Regions from separate parts of the Homo sapiens genome. Here region 1 is linked to region 2. A link is a loop called in an ENCODE intact Hi-C map of the cell type or tissue named here. Cell type or tissue: MCF 10A. All regions are shown on one strand.

The links. Peaks named below come from ENCODE experiments on the same cell type or tissue, not always from the same donor. Only the 100,000 strongest peaks of a DNase experiment are listed, where the experiment ranks them.
Region 1: it touches region 2 in a loop (10-fold over the local background); 6 of 110 quality-filtered maps call a loop at or near these places.

Annotation. Positions count from the first base shown.
Region 1 is chr1:178,683,348-178,685,847 of GRCh38, reverse strand. No RefSeq gene overlaps it. Among named protein-coding and RNA genes, the nearest start is that of MIR4424, 6.8 kb to the right of the region's middle. RefSeq lists an enhancer at 678-1,877. In MCF 10A, no CTCF peak of the experiment used is centred here; a DNase peak (open chromatin) is centred at 967.
Region 2 is chr1:178,609,513-178,612,012 of GRCh38, reverse strand. No RefSeq gene overlaps it. Among named protein-coding and RNA genes, the nearest start is that of MIR4424, 67 kb to the left of the region's middle. In MCF 10A, no CTCF peak of the experiment used is centred here; a DNase peak (open chromatin) is centred at 1,172.

The sequences.
Region 1 (2,500 bases), 74 kb before region 2:
GAGATTATGTCTTGTCCAGGCCTAGTAAATAAGTAAATCTTAAATAAATGAATAAATACCATTCATTAGGGTTTGCCTCTGTTTCACATTCAATACATCTACCTAGCATTCAACACATCTGATTTAATGAAAACTTCAGAAAACCCTGTGAAGTTATTATTACCTCTATTTCACAGATGAGAAATGAGGCCTGGAAAAGTCAAATAACTTGTTCAAAATCACACAGCTAATAAGTGGTGGAACCAGGCCGGGCGCGGTGGCTCATGCCTGTAATCCCAGCAGTTTGGGAGGCTGGGGCTGGTGGATCACCTGAGGTCAGGAGTTCAAGACCAGCCTGGCCAACATGGTGAACCCCGTCTCTGCTAAAAATACAAAAATTAGCCAGGTGTGGCAGTGGGTGCCTGCAATTCCAGCTACTCAGGAGGCTGAGGCAGGAGAATCGCTTGAACCTGGGAGGCGGGTGTTGCAGTGAGCTGAGATCACACCATTGCAATACAGCCTGGATGACAGAGTGAAGCTGCGTTTCAAAAAAAAAAAAAAGTACTGGAACCAGAATTGGGACCCAATTCTATCTGACTAAATCCATATCCTTTCCACATCCCCCTGTCTTTATGTATGTGAATGTATAGACAGAGCATGTTCATGACTCTACATGGTCAAATATCATGCATGTGTACAGAGCAATCTCAAAATAGAAGTTTTTAGTTCTTTCTAAAAACAAATTTATCCAGGGGAGAAGATCATCATAAAGACATAAACATGCCTACTGGATTTTCAGAGGCTCCTATAAGTTCTTTAATACTTAGATATCTGGACTGCAAAATAGTCTTATTTTTTTCCTTTTGTTGTGGATTTATTTTTCAAGGAGTTGTATAGCAATGACACATTGGATTGTTATTTCTGAGGCTTGTTTTGAAATATGTATTGAAACCTATGAACTCTGCAGTTCCTGTGGTCACACATTTTTTCTTAATGACTGTTAAATGATGTGTTTTTTTTCAAAAGCTCTAAGAGAGCATGACCTTTACCCAACAGGTTTCAATTTTCAAAAAATATTTCCTTACTTTTACACTAAGCTAGATATTTATTTTCATTTCCCTAGTTTCCCATTCACTTTAGCAGATCTTCATGTGCTCAGCCTCTATGCCAAGGCCTGTGAGGGCTTCAAAAGGAGGACACATGGGTTGGTTAAGTTTTCCAGTATCAGCTCTTCAGAGAGCCTGGCCTTCACCACCCAAGCAGACACCCTCCCCCATGCCCACCCTCATCATTCTCTGAATAAGGTACGCTTTTCATCTCTTCATTTCTTCTCACAATCTGTAATTGTTTCATTTATCTACTTGTTTATTAACTGTTGTCCCCACATAAATTTTGCTTTTTTTTTTTTTTTTTTTTTTTTTTTGATGCAGAGTCTCGCTCTGTTGCCCAGGCTGGTGTGCAGTGGTGTGATCTTGGCTTCCTGCAACCTCTGTCTCCCAGGTTCAAGCAGTTCTCCAGCCTCGGCCTCCTGAGTAGCTGGAATTACAGGCATGTGCAACCACATTCAGCTAATTTTTTGTATTTTTAGTAGAGATAGGGTTTCGCCATGTTGGCCAGGCTAGTTTCAAGCTCCCAGCCTCAGGTGATCTACTCTCCTCAGCCTCCCAAAGTGTTGGGATTACAGGCATGAGCCATCACGCCTGGCCGACATGACACAAGTTCTGAGAGGGCAGAGATCTCATCTGTCTTCCTCACTGCTGTGTCCCCCAGCAACTTAGCATAGTACTTGGCACAGAAAGCTCTGAATAAAAATTGCTGACTGACTGAATGAGTAAATGGATGTCTCCAGAACCTAGCAATGCCTACCACATGGTAGGCGCTCCATGAACCTTTTCTCATAATGAATGAAGTCATCAAGAAAGGAGACAGGATTTGACCTGTGATGTGAGGATGTGAGGTAATGATCGTGAAGTTCAGTCCACTCAAAAAGCACCTGAGGCCAGGTGCGGTGGCCTATAGAGGGGCATTCAACCTTTTGTCTGTACAGAACAGGCATTTTTTTTTTTCTGGCAAATGCTCCTTAAAACCATGTGGGGGCTACTAATCATGAAGTACTTCAGAGGTATGGCACATGCTCAAGTTGAGTTAATCAGTGTTCTTCTTTCTTCTGGGCACATTGACTGGTCTCTAGATAGGCACAAAGTCCCGCCCAGGTCATTCAGTGTCTTTTTACCACTCATTTTCAGACTCAAGCGGAAGAAAGATATTCCTTTTTTCTCTAGTCAGAGAGCTGCAAGGATGTGTGCCCAAGGCAGCTATGTCTTCAAAGCTGGTCTGAGAGGATGATGCCAACAGGCAGAAATTCAAAGGCAGGGGATGGTAAGCAAGCCCCAATGGCCAAGGGCCAGAGGACTTTTTCAAGGCTTAACTGTTCAGCTTCAAATCTGTGAGTGAATCTTGTGTCTTATCATAAATAACCTCCCTAAAAAACAAAAACTTAAGTGATTAGGTTGAATCTGAG
Region 2 (2,500 bases):
TTTATCATATTAGCACAGTAATTTAAAACCTATCACTTGAATAGATATGTGGACAATACAGTAATATCTGGACTTGACTCACAACTCAAAGCAAAAAAAAACAAAAAAACAACAAAAAAATGAAGAACCCAGTAAGTAAAAAAACCAACTAACCCAGTAGCTCAGAAAAGCCCATGCTTCTTTATGAAAGAAGCGCAGTTTATTTAGGAGTGTTTCTTTCCTTTAGGAGGCCCACCACTGGCAGTCTTTGAAATGTGCTCAGTGGTTTACCCAGACCACTCTTTTTTTTTTTTTTTATTTGAGACAGAGTTTCACTCTGCCACCCAGGCTGGCGTGCAGTGGCGGGATTTTGGCTCACTGCAACCTCCAACTTCGGCCTCCCAGGTTCAAGCGATTCTCCTGCCTCAGCCTCCCGAGTAGCTGGGATTACAGGCATGCACCACCACACCCGGCTAATTTTTGTGTTTTTAGTGGGGACAGGGGTTCACCATGTTGGCCAGGCTGGTCTCGAACTCCTGACCTCAAGTGATCCTCCCACCTCAGCCTCCCTAAGTGCTAGGATTACAGGCATAAGCTGCTGCACCTGGCCCAGACTACTTCTTACCCCTGTTTCCTGGACAACGTGAAGCCGCCTTTGCAAAATTATGACTGAGACACTGGAAGGGATCTAACTTAACCGACTCCATCTTGCTTCTAACCTCCAAGCTGTCTTTGTTCATTCCTGGGCATAGGCTGAACTAACTTTGGGAGAAACTTTGCGGTTTATAGTTTAAACAAAGACAGTAACAGCCCTTTCCCAAAGCAGACCTCCTTCTTGTCTGAGGACTAGATTAACATTAGCCACAGGATTAGAAATTATGGTTTAGGAGTCATGCAGCTGGAGGCTACAAGATTCTGACCCTCCCTAAACTGCTCCTAAGATCAGTGCTTGAGATATTTTGCAGACTTAGCTTTGATGGATCAGCTGGCACCACCCAAATCGATAAACTGGCTCATCTAATCTTGTGGCCCCCACCCAGGAACTGACTCAGTGCAAGAAGACAGCTTCCACTCCCTATGATTTCATCCTGACCAATCAGCACTCCTGGCTCACTGGCTCCCCGACCTACCAAGTTATCCTTAAAAACTTTGCTCCCTGAATGCTCGGGCGACTGATTTGAGTAATAATAAAACTCTGGTCTCTTGCACAACCAGCTCTGCGTGAGTTACTCTTTCTCTATTGCAATTCTCATCTTGATGAATGAGCTCTGTCTAAGCAGAGGGCAAGGTGAACCCCTTGGGCAGTTACAAGTATATGTGCATCGGAACAAATACCAGAGGAAAAACATCAAATTGTTTTTGAGTAATTCCTGTTTTAGCTGGGTAATTCTCATTTTTACCATTATACTCTTCTTTTCTTTTTTTTTTTTTAGACAGGGTCTCACTCTGTTGCCAAGGCTGAGTGCAATGGTGCGATCATGGCTCACTGCAGCCTCTACCTCCCAGCTCAAGCAATCCTCCCACCTCAGCCACCTGAGTATCTGGGACCACAGGTGTGCACCACCATGCCCAGGTACTTTTTATATTTTTTTGTAGAGACGGGTCTCACTATATTGCCCAGGCTGGTCTCAAACTCTTAGACTCAAGTGATCCTCCTGCCTCAGCCTCCCAAAGTGCTGAGATTATAGGCATGAGCCACCATGCCTTGGCCATTATACACTTCTATGTCTTCTAAACATTCTACCAAAGAATTGTATTAATTTTCAGTGAGAGCAATAAATGTTTTTTAATTATAAAAATTACACATTCTCGTGGTCAAATAGCCAAATAGTATTCTTCCAGAATTTTTCTATGCACATAGAAGTATAATTTCACTTTTAAAAAGACACACAAATAAAGGCAGGCTACACACATTGTTCTCCATCTTGTTTTTTCACTTGCAATGTCTTGGTCATATTTTCATATTAGAACCTCTGTATTTACCTCATTCTTTATAGCAGTTGCAGGGGATTCCATTGAATGGTTGTATCATGACTGACTTAGCCAATCCATTTTTCAGATGTATTTAAGATGCTTTGAGGTGTTTTGCTATTATAAATACACTATATATCCTTTTTTTTTTTTTTTTTTGAGACAGATTCTCGCTCTGTTGCCCAGGCTGGAGTGCAGTGACATGATCTTGGCTCACTGCAAGCTCCGCCTCCTGGGTTCACGCCATTCTCCTGCCTCAACCTCCCGAGTAGCTAGGACTACAGTCACCCACCACCATGCCCAGCTAATTTTTTGTATTTTTTTTAGTAGAGACGGGGTTTCACCGTGTTGACCAGGATGGTCTCGATCTCCTGACCTCGTGATCCACCTGCCTCAGCCTCCCAAAGTGCTGGGATTACAAGCGTGAGCCACTGCGCCCAGCCTACACTACATATCCTTATACATTGCACATACATTTTATTATATATGAACGATACCTAGCAATGAAATTACTAGGCGAAAGGGCATGTATATTTACAACTTTGATAGT